Linked DNA regions of Homo sapiens: region 1 is linked to region 2. A link is a contact called in ENCODE Hi-C or POLR2A ChIA-PET data. All regions are on one chromosome and are shown on one strand. The core of a region is the stretch at or near the end of the contact, and the rest is flanking DNA. Distances in the headings are between cores, read along the strand shown. Region 1 holds the start of PRMT6 (protein arginine methyltransferase 6). Region 2 overlaps NTNG1 (netrin G1).

Region 1 (6,083 bases), core at 203-2,702, 190 kb after region 2:
CGGAAATACAAGTGCTTGGTACTACATGCTTTTGAGGCTAAATGCCCAATAATAAGCACGCTGTATCCGTTGTTGAGGGGGATCACTTTTTAAGTAAACATCACCAGAAGAATCTCTTCAAATGGAGAATGAAGTCACTCTCCCTCCCTAGAGGCTATGAGGGAAAAGGGGGAGATATTCCCCCTACTTGCACGTGGGATCTCCCTTTCCCCTCCGACCTCGCTACGCCTCTCCCACGCAGGTCAGGCTGCTTTGGGAGGTAGCTGGGAGAAAAGGCAACGCTCAGTCCTCCATGGCAAAGTCTTTGGTCTTCTCCTCCTGGTCTCCCACTTTGTAGCGCAGCAGCACGCGCAGGCGACGGGGGTTGTCCCGGGAGGGCAGCAGCGTGATCTCTCCTGAAACGTCCGTGTCTTGCTCCACTTGCACCGGCTCGTTCAGGTAGAGGAGCGCCTGTTTCCAGTGAGTGGCCGGGTGAAAAGGCGAGGTGGACAGCACCAGGGGTTTCTCCGACTCCCCTCCAGGGAAGGTCACCTGGAACCAGATGGCAAAGCCATGCATGGGCGCCGAGCCATAGCAGCTGCAGCGGAAGCGCCCGCCCACTCCGGCCTCCAGCTCCTGCTCCAAGCCGGCGCGGGAGAGCTCTAGCTGAGCAAAGCGCTGCGGCCGGGCCAGCACGTCCTCGCCGGACAATCCCTGCACAACGATCTCCGAGTGGCCCATGAGACAGCGCGTGGCGAAGCCCTCCAGGCAGCTCATGTCCACACCATAGTGCTGCTTCACCTGGCTCCAGAAGCCCAGGCGCCATTCCAGCATCTGGTCGCTGATGGGGGCTATGAAGAGCTCGGCGGAGGCCGGCAGGAGAAGACCGCCCTCCTTCAGCCACTTGGTTCGCGCGTGGAGGACGGAGCTCAGCATGGACTCGTGCAGGAGTCCGTAGCCCATCCACTCGCTCACGATGGCATCCACCTGTTCCGGCAACTCTACAGTCTCCACTGGTCCCGGCAGGACGTGCACCCGGTCCTCCAGCCCGTTGAACCGCACCACCTCCCGGGCCTGTTGCCAGATGGCGCTGGCCTCTACCGCGTACACGCGCCGGGCCCCGGCCTGGGCACAGAAGATGCTCAGAATGCCGGTGCCCGCGCCCACGTCCAGTACCGTCTTGCCTCGCAGTGCTGCCCAGTTCCGAAGGATACCCAGGCGGTAGGCATCGGTGCGGACGCGGTCCGCGATCATCTCCTCGTGGACCGAAACGTCCGAGTAGCACTCGTAGTACAGCTGGTCCCGTTCCCGCTTAGTCCTCCGGGGTCGCTCCAGGGCCGCCTCCCGCTCCGCGCCATCTTCCTCTTCAGTTCCCTCCCCTCCTTCGCCGCCGCCCCCCGACTCAAGCTTTCTTTTCTTGGGCTGCGACATCTTGGCCGCTCTGCCCGGCTCCCGGCGGGCGTAGCGCGGCACGGCGCGGGCTCCAGGAAACGGGGGCTTCTGGGACTTGTAGTGCGCGCTCGTCCTTCCTACTTCCTGCGGGGTCGCCCGGCCGGCGGCGCGGAAGGTCTCCTGTGCCTGCTCACGGGAGCTGTTTTGTATTGCTCTTCTGGTGTCCTGGCATCCCTTTTCCCACCCACGACGCCCACATTCTGAGATCCTTTCATTCCCCCTCCCACCCTTAGCTCCTCAGTTTTTTGCTTTCACTCCCTTCCTGAAGTAGGCACGCACACTTAAGACTAATAATCCACCTTTGTTTCTTCTGCTGAACTCACCTCTGTTTTTTTTGTTTGTTTTTCTGTTTTTTGTTTTTTTTGAGAGGGAGTTTCGCTCTTGTTTCCCAGGCTGGAGTGCAATGGCGCGATCTCCGCTCACCGCAACCTCCGCCTCCTGGGTTCAAGCGATTCTCCTGCCTCAGCCTCCCGAGTTGCTGGGATTACGGGCGCATGCCACCAGGGCCGGCTAATTTTGTATTTTTGGTAGACGGGGTTTCTCCCTGTTGGTCAGGCTGGTCTCAAACTCGCGACCTCAGGTGATCCGCCCACCTCGGCCTCCCAAAGTGCTGGGATTACAAGCGTGAGCCACCGCGCCCGGCCTAACTCACCTCTGGTTTTATTCCACCGAATTAACATGGCAGCACCATCCACCCACTACCGCCTTAACTGGACAATTGTAGCTCTTAAAGTGCTCCAGCTGTGGCAATTTAGAAACTGCACTACGCATTTCTTTTTTCTGTTTTCAGTGCAGTTAGAGTGCAAATGTAACAAAATTAAAACCTAACAATGCAAAATCTTGGTTCTGATTCCAGTATGACCACTAATTAGTTGAGTGATTTAGGGCAAATAATAGAACTTCTCTGGCCTTTAGTTGCCCATTCACCCACCAGCGAATCTTCATTGCAGTTGGGGAAGAACTAGGTTTCTGGTTCTACTTAGAAGAATAGTTACTTGGCTTTCGGCTCTGCTCTGATAATTCTGTGGCTCTCTTAAGAGTTAAATCCTGAAAAGTGCAGACTCAAGAGCCATGTGATACAAGCAAACTCGTTGCTAGGTGTATTCTATATATATATGCGTTTTTTTCTCTCAGAAATAACGGAATCAATTTCTTTTAATCACTTTCTCAATGCAATTCATTTTTTCCTGTGTTTTCTTGTCCGGGCAATATTGACACTCTCCTCTTTCTCTTATATTTTTCTTGTAGTCAACCATCAGCTGTTACTCTCTTTTTGTTGTCCATAATGGAAATAAAATATGTTTTTAAATATGTGTGGCATCTGTATGGGTGTCCGTGTTATTAACAAGGTGGGCATAATGCCATTTTCTGCCAGCTTGAAAAAAAAGTCACTCAGAGTAAAATGGATTTTTATTTTCTTGTGGTCTTGAATTATGTCCTTGTAACCAATAGGCCTGTATTCCTTGTCTGGGATCAAAGTTCTTTCATCCTATTTTCTCTATTAATCTTTCATTAGCAGAATAGGTTTATTGATATGGCATCCTTAGCTGTACTCTACTTCTAACTCAAGACTCTCCATCCTGGCTGCTTATTAGAATTCTCTAAGGAGCTTTTTAAAAAATACCGATGCCTGGGTCTACCTCAGACCAATTAAATCGGAATCACTCCAGTGGAACCTGGGCTTCTAGTTTTTAAAAGCTCCCCAGGGAATTCTAATGGGCAGCCAGGGTGAGAACAACTGTTTCTCACTAAAATGATCTTAGTTAAATCTTGCTTCGTTATTTTAATTGGGTAAATTGTATTTTTTTCAGTGGCCTGGGCTCAACCATTTAAGGCTAAAAACCTTGAAGTATTTCTTCTCTTTTTCTGCCTTGGTTTAATATCTTATTTTAAGATAATTGAGGCCCAGTGTAGGACATCAGATTAGAGTTGTAAATGTGACCACTTTAATATGTTACTTTTATTAATAGGTTGTTACTTAGTGTATACTTTTGCCATTCTTTCTTTCCTCAAAATGTCACCTTTTCCTTTTAAATACATTCATTCCTTCACCCAATTTTCAATTCACTTCCTTATGGTCTCTTTTAAGAAAATTCTGAATATAAGTTTCACTGGTTCTACCTCCAAAATATATCTTGAATCCATCTGCTTTTCTCCATTTCTATTGTCAACACCCTAGTCTAATCTTCCATATTGACTTGCCTGAAAATTAGTCTCCTAAGGGATCGCTCAGCTTCTAATCTCAACCCTATCTAATCCCTTCTCTACATAGCTGAAAGAATAAGCTTTTATAAAACCCATTGGGCCATGTCATTCTTCAGTAACTTCCCGTGTTAGTTAATGGAACAATTCAGTAACTTCAGGTAACTTCCCATCTCATCTCATACCATTTTTCCCAACTCTTCATTGGGCTCAAGATATACTGGTTTCTAATAACACATTTCTTTCCTGTGTCAGGTCGTCATGCATACTCTTCTGGTGCTGAGAAAATTGTTTTTCTCCTTAGCACTTCACTTTAGTGGCTTCTCATCCTTCATGTCTCAACTTAAATGTTACCTCATGAAAAAGGCCTTTCCTGGCTTCCTTAAATAATATTTTCAAACCCAAGACACTATTTTGTTCCCTCCCAGCATTCATTATTATCTGTATGTATTTAATTAATTTATTTGTTTTCTATACAATATCAACTCCAGGAGACTTGGACTTTTGTATTCCCACTATTGCAGTCCTTAGCACTACAACAGAAGCTGGCACATAGAAAGTGCTCAATAAATAGTCTTGAACAAAGTCTATTGTGGATGTAGAGAGTTTTGCTTCATTAGTTCAATGTGACAATGTGACTTGGTAAACTCTGAGATAGATCCAGATATAGATAGAATGTGGAATGCTCCCAGAAATGAGAATAGTATAAATTTTAAATACTGTTAATGCTTCTAGATAGAATAGTGGTAAGCACCAAACATTATCCCTAGAGCAGATTAAAAAAGGTCTGTGGCACTTTCCTTTCCTGCCCTTTTATTTGATATAGAGAAGGAGTTCTTTACTGATCTTTTGTACCACAGTGAGATGTTTTAAGTAGGAAAGGGACCTAGATCATAGCCCTTCCCTAAGCCGTGCGGCTCAGCAGCAAACCACCTGCATGGGAGAAGAGTTGGAGTTCTGCTGGCAGAGCATTCTTAGTATTTTCATTTCAGCGATCTGCTTGCCACGTCTATTCAATGCTCAAACCCAGTTTTTCAAACAAATGATCTTGAAATTTTAATTTAGTGCAACTTGACCACCATTAAGAAGAAATAATAGATCAGAAAATACTAAATGTGTCAAATGAGTAAAGGTGGGTATTATTTCATAAAACTTGTTTCGTGGCTCACACCTGTAATCCTGGCACTTTGGGAGGCCGAGGCAGGCAGATCACGAGGTCAGAAGTTCGAGACCATCCTGGCCAACATGGTGAAACCCTGTCTCTACTAAAAATACAAAAATTAGCTGGGCATGGTGGCACGCGCCTGTAGTCCCAGCTACTCAGGAAGCTGAGGCAGGAGAATCGCTTGAACCCGGAAGGCAGACGTTGCAGTGAGCAGAGATTGTGCCACTGCACTCCAGCCTGGTGAAAGAGCGAGACTCCGTCTAAAAAAAGTACTGTATGTATATTTCTTGCTTCAGGTTATGGTTAAAAGTTTGAAATATACAGCTTACTGTTCTCCAAAAACACTATGAATTTTGGGACTTCTGTACTTTTGCTTTGCGTGCCTCTACTCTTCCCTCCTCTCACTCATCTTTTTAGCTAATGCTCAAATGATGTTTTTTCAGCCAGTCTATGGCCCTTTAATACATATAACTCTTTTTGCACTTGTATCATTGTATCAGAACTATTTATATATCTGGCTTTGGACTGTGGACATTTGAACACCAAGATTTTGTATTTTTCATTTTTATGCTGAGAACCTAGTGCATTGTGCTGGAATCTGGACCTTTCCATATTCCAGATTGTTGCTCCCAAGTATACTGAGGTTCACAGATGTGCTTTGGATGACTGGGAGAATCATGATCTCTTTTCTGTATCAAACACACTCATTTATTTGTTCAACCATTCATTTATTCAACAGGCATTCTGGACTTTTATCATTCTAGAAATAAGGAATAAAGTAAACAAAAAGCAAACATTCTTATCTCTGAGGAACTTATATTTTTGTGTTAATGTTATGTTATCTATTATTATTATGCTTTTTTACTAGCAATTTATTATACCACTTTTAAGTCTCAACTCTCATGTATTATTTTATCTTGGATGTGCTGATGTGATATTCTCCCACAAATATTTATTTCTAAATTTCTTTCCCTTTTTAATTCAAAGGTATATTATTTAAAAATATTTTTTAAAGCCTAGTGTAAGGATTGAAGATAGTTCTTTCAGGATTTCAAAAATTCACTGTAATTCTCAAAGTGTGTTGAGGAAGGGTAAAGGAGCAATGGCATGAAAAATGTTATAACTGTCTCTTTGATATGAATATTCGTTAAATGATGTAGTTCTTGCCATTCTGCAGTTACTTGGAAGCTGCCAGCATAGAAAGAAGTACTACTGTTAAAAAAAATTTATATAAAATAAAGACACAAGTGGTGACTTTTATGTCTAAACAAATTGGAACATCAAA
Region 2 (5,863 bases), core at 2,730-5,229:
TCTTTCAACATTTTGTTCTTAAAATTTATTTTGCATGATTGAAGACAATAACAAGATATAAAGAATAAGGTAAGAATAACCATGCATGAAAATAAATTTTATTAATAAAATATAGATGTTGTATTTAAACAAATACAAATTTGCCAGTGGTGGTAAATCCTCTGAAGGGCATAGAGTGATGCTACCAGATTCCCACTTCAGAACCAAGACACCCACTCCACCAGTTGCCTGGCGGGTTGGCTGCTTTCAGCTGAAGCTGCCTTGACCAAGGTCACCCTATCTCTCTTCCTCTCCAGGAGCAGCTCACTTCCAATGACTGGTTGACGCAGGGCCGACCCTCTTGCCTGGATTCTGGACACATCTCTGAAGGACCGAGAGTTAGGTTGAAGGCAGTTTTGCAAAGGTATTACAGCTCAGCTTCTCCCTCTCTCTTCTTCCCTTTTTCTTTCACAGTTGTCTTTCTTTTATTTTTTTTATTTTTTTTATTTTTTAATTATTATACTTTCAGTTCTGGGATACATGTGCAGAACGTGCAGGTTTGTTACATAGGTATACATGTGCCATGGTCAGCACACTAACACAGGAACAGAAAACCAAACACCACATGTTTTCACAGCTGTCTTTCTTGAGAGCATTCCTGAAGGCTGCCCTGGGCTCAACCCTCAGGGTTTCATAGTGTTTCCCAGGAGCACACCTGCCATGCCTTCCTTTGTGTATCACTTCCTGACCACCTCCCACATCCTGGCAGCAGTAACCACCATCCTGAATTTGGTGTGTATCATTTTCATACAGTTCTTTGTATTTTTACCAGAAGAGGTTTCAGTTTTCTACATTCTTTGTGAAGCCATCTCATTATCTTATCACTTTGGAGACCTCTTTGGTTAAAATAATCAGTGAATTAAATCTATGAAGACAGTAACAATCTGGACCTATGTCTAAAGGTATAAATTTGTGCCAAGGAAGGCTTCATCAAAGACTGTAGGTAAATGTAGGTAAATAAATAAGTTTCTGATCCTTTTATATAACAAGAAAAGCACTTCTCCCTGCCCCTACACTGCATGGGAGACTGTCACCATGGGGAAGGACCACTGGAATGAATTGACTTACAAATGAATATCTCTGTTAGTACCTGCTCTTCTCCCATGTAAGCCCAGTGCATCTGTTGGTGAAAACATGTGATGCAGAAAAATACAATAGAAAAATGCATATTATGGTAACATTTCCCAAAATATATCTCATAAAGTGTTAGTCCCATAGTTTTTATTTTACAGGAAGGGTCTTTGTAGTCATGCAAATTTGTAAAACTCTGAGTCAAACGATGTGAAGTAAGCTCATTTTCTCAGGAATTGTGAAGTCCTTAACATGCTAATATACAGTGTGGATTATTAAGAGAAAGAGATTTTATGTAGTTCTCTGAAAACTCATATGAACACAGAACCCATTTTTAGGGTAGTCTCATCACAATAACACATTTGGGGAACTTCTAGGAAACAATGCAAATAATAGTGTCTTAGACATAATGTCCAAATACACATATAGTTACCCAAACTAACTTTTTTTTTTTTTTTTTTTGAGACGGAGTTTCACTCTTGTTGCCCAGGCTGGAGTGCAATGGCGCCATCTCGGCTCACAGCAACCTCCGCACCCCAGGTTCAAGCAATTCTCCTGCCTCAGCCTCCAGAGTAGCTGGGATTACAGGCATGCGCCACTACGCCCAGCTAATTTTGCATTTTTAGTAGAGATGGGGTTTCTCCATGTTGAGGCTGGTCTCGAACTCATGACCTCAGGTGATCCGCCCATCTGAGCCTCCCAAAGTGCTGGGATTACAGGTGTGAGCCACCGTGCCCGGCCTTACCCAAACTAACTTTTAAATTATTATTATTATTATTATTATTGAGATAGAGTCTCACTCTTGTCACCCAGGTTAGAGTGCAGTGGTGTGATCTCGGCTTACTGCAACCCCCACCTCCCGGGTTCAAGTGATTCTCCTGCCTCAGCCTCCCAAGAAGCTGAGATTACAGGCGCCTGCACCATGCCCAGCTAATTTTTTTTTTTTTTTTGTACTTTTAGTAGAGACAGAGTTTCACCATGTTGGCTGGGCTGGTCTTGAACTCCTGACCTCAGATGATCCGCCTGTCTTGGCCTCCAAAAGTTCTGGGATTATAGGCATGAGCCACCACCCCCGGCCTAACTTTTACATTTCAATCAATAATAATAAACCTCTGATGAAGTAAACCACCAACATTCTTAAGGATTTATAAGCCAGATATACATACAAGTATACCTGTGCCCATTCATGAAAGAATGATGTGAAATTCAGTACTTTGGGAATAAAGAACAGTCTTGCATTTTCACCACCCTCCTGGATTTGGGATGTGACCAGAATAAGAAAGTTGTATAGTAACCGACAGGTTAATAAAATCGCTTATATTGTGATCGTCATTATAGATTCAGTGAACTCTACTTGGTGGCCAAAAGCAATGAAAAATGCTTGTCTTAAATCACAGAAGACCTGAGGACAAGTGGGTAGTGAAAGTACGCTAGGTAATCTTAGTTCCTTAGTAAGATTAACTCCTTGTTACCTCTCATGTCTGTTGAGCACCAAATTTGTAAAGGCAGCTACAAATCCCAGACTTTCCTAAACCAAAAACTGGCTTCACCACCTGCTACTCCCTCTAGAAATTGGAGAAGACATCGTATTACATAGGTGAACCCAATAGCATTGTGACATGATGCTGCCACTGCCATCATCGAAGTGATCATGAATGAATCCTCACCATTCTCATTCAGGAGTCAAGACCCCAAACAGAATGATCTGGTTAACAAAGGCAAGGTCACAGGACTGAGCCCCAGCTGCCAAGAGGCCTGAAAACTTTCATTTCTCTTTCTTAACTTCTGACTTGGAGACAAGGTACCTTATTACAATAATAGTATACACAGTGGCATTTTCCATTTAAATAGAATGGCATGTTGGCAGTAGGATTGCTAAAAAATAAAAGAAAAAAAGAAAAAAGTCTACTACCGTGGCAAGGGATCATTTTGAATGACCACTCCTAGTTCTATGGGAACTCTACAACTATCTAAATGAAGGAACAACTGTAGTTGGTGAGTCTGAGCCTCTCCATCCACTTTTCACCTCATCTGTGCAGCACCAGACTGACTTCACTGCACTGGCTTCACTTGAAAAGGTGGGTGTCAGACACATATTAACTGAGCAGAGAACCACAAAGCTTCTCAAGGTCTGGATAGCTGATGGAGCCCACAGCTGAGATTTGCTTCACTTGACATTGATATTGGTTTTTTGTTTTTGTTTTTTATAAGATAACTCATTTGTTAGGAGTAAATGAGATCTTCTCCTTTATGTGGCAAATGGTTGGCATTACAAGTTTGACATTCAGGAACCCGACAAAGAAAAGCTGATCATGTTATCTGGAGGGGAGGGAAAAGGTCAAGTTCTAAGATTGGGACCCAAACTCACAGTATTAAGGCAAAAATTGAAGAGAAGGTCCATGTTTTCGAGCATAGGTCTGTCAAGAATTCACTAACACACACTGAAAGACGTTATTATACTCACTTTACAGAAGAAGAATCAGAGTCTTAAGTATTTTAAGTAACTTGTATGACTTTGCATGATACAGCTCATCAGTAGTAGAGAAACTTGGCCTATCTAACTCCAAGCTCTGTGCTAGCCATTACATGATCTTCTTAGCTTGTTTCTCTCCTTTTCATCACTCTGTAGCCTCATTTTAAACTTACGACTGAAAGAGATAGAAACACAAAGAAAAGACCAGCTAATTAAGTAATGATTATTTCTAAGCAAGATTGAGGGTGCTGTTGTGGCATGATTAATGGTGCGACAAGTCCCACTTAGTATTCAGGAAATGACCAATTGCATGAGTGCAGACACAAAGTCTCAGAAGGTTACAACTATTCTTATGGAGAATTACCCTTTCGGCTTCTTCCACCAGAGCCTCACAGTGGTCTCCTCAAATGTACTTTAGTGAAAAATCAAGTAGGAAGACAGCCTCATCTCCGAATCCGCTGGGTTTCTAGGGTGACAGCCACATCAATAAAGCCACAGAGAAGTGGCAGATAATGTGACATGTCTTTATAGGAATAACCCGATGCCTGGCTGATAGCTGTAGTTCTCACCAAGAAAGGAAGCGTACGATGGCTATTACAATTTACATATGGGTGTTGTATATCATGAAAAATTAGATTTACTATATAAATAAATTTAACCTCTGTTATAAACAGGATCTTGGATTTTATGTGTGATTCACTGAAAAGCTCCTTTAAGTAGTCAGTTTTCCTATTATATTTACATTTTTTATAACTTACTATACAGGGGCTCTGAGATTGCAAAATTTAAGATTTCAGCATTAGTAGCTACCGCAATAAAAAATTAAGCATAGGTAAAACACATTTTTAAAATTATAATGTATATATTATATTACAGGAAATAGGAGTAGATGAGAAAAATCAAATGGAAACCCAGCCACTCACGATTATGACTACTACATCAATTGAGGTTTAAAGGTATTTCCCCATTGTAAAACAGGGATTAATATATTTATAATAGTATCATTTAAAAACAGTTGCATTTAAGCTTTCCTTTCCCACAAGGACATTTTTTTTTTTTTTTTGCTTAAACAAGGAGAATAAAACTCTCATATTGACTTTATATTGTATAGCCTACTACTAATAATTAAATAAACTCAAGCCTGTAATCCCAGCACTTTTGGAGGCCGAGGTGGGCACATCATAAGGTCAGGAGATCGAGACTATTCTGGCTAACACGGTGAAACCCCGTCTCTATTAAAAATACAAAAATAATTAGCCAGGCGTGGTGGCAGGTGCCTGTAGTCCCAGCTACTCAGGAGGCTGAGGCAGGAGAATGGCATGAACCCAGGAGGCGGAGCTTGCAGTGAGCGGAGATCACACCACTGTACTCCAGCCTGGGCAACAGAGCAAGACTCTGTCTCCAAAACAAAACAAAACAAAAATAATAATTAAATAAAATCTCCTATAGCAACAAATGTTTTTAAACTACTAATCTAGGGATGTAAAATTTACAGCTGATATATATGAAATAAATTTTGTTTTAATAAGAGAATTACAAGGATACATATCATTTATTGACCACCTAGTATGTTTCTGGCTTTAAATGAGGCTGTTTATTCATTATAACATGTAATAGAACAATTTTTGGGATAGGTATTACTTCCATTTAATAGATGAGAAAATAGTGACTTAGTATTAACACCTAATTAAAAAGCGCATGGGTGATAATACGCAGCAAGCCATTCAAACCTTGATGTGTTTCTGTGACTCTTAATCCCTACGCATTTGCTTTTCACCCTTGGCTACATAAAACAACTGCAATGAAAGTATTTTCCTAGATTAACGTTCTGTAAATCATTCAAATAAGTAGCATCAAATTAGACTAAGAAAACAGTATTGATTACAAACAATAGTAAAAGCAAGACAATAAATATGAATAAAAAGAAATATACATAAATGGAGAAAAGCAAATTAAACTTGAAAAATCATTTCAATTTAAAAACTAAGCAGTGGTGGCAAGAGCAGAGATTCTTTTTTCTTATAATAGCCAAATAGGCTGATGGCTCATTTCTTTGTACAGCAACATTCTGATTTTTCTCCTGAAGCTGGAAATGCCTATTTACCAGAATGAGAAAAATACTTACACTTACGTAAACTGCAGTGGTAAATTATGCATGCTCAATTAATCCACAAGTATAGCCCTGGGTTTGCTCAAGGTTTTTCAAGCATAAGATGCAGGTGCCATGCTGATAATTTATCAACCACTGGATTTTTAGTCATCTATTCAGATTAGCCTGAT

Evidence for each region. A loop is a pair of places that touch in the nucleus more often than their neighbours do. ChIA-PET counts read pairs that join two places held with the same protein, here RNA polymerase II (POLR2A). Pooled maps may share reads with other maps.
Region 1: a loop to region 2 is called in a map with no recorded cell type, with 2.6 times the contacts of the local background. The contact joins the promoter of PRMT6 here to the enhancer-like site in region 2. A Hi-C loop is called at or near these places in 4 of 37 single-sample maps with no recorded cell type and 1 of 50 pooled maps. POLR2A ChIA-PET finds 5 or more read pairs at or near these places in 1 of 52 experiments (activated B cell).

The regions. Positions count from the first base shown.
Region 1 is chr1:107,052,043-107,058,125 of GRCh38, reverse strand. PRMT6 (protein arginine methyltransferase 6) reads right to left here and starts at 1,452. Exons shown (of 1, transcript NM_018137.3): 1 at 1-1,452. The coding sequence starts at 1,410. The coding sequence ends at 283. RefSeq lists enhancers at 651-860, 871-1,000, 1,011-1,150, 1,171-1,220.
Region 2 is chr1:107,245,192-107,251,054 of GRCh38, reverse strand. All of the region lies in intron 2 of NTNG1 (netrin G1), which reads right to left. Among named protein-coding and RNA genes, the nearest start is that of NTNG1, 110 kb to the right of the region's middle. Within about 2 kb of position 3,979, at least 3 of the 41 ENCODE cell types and tissues checked have a DNase peak (open chromatin) inside an H3K27ac peak, as active enhancers do.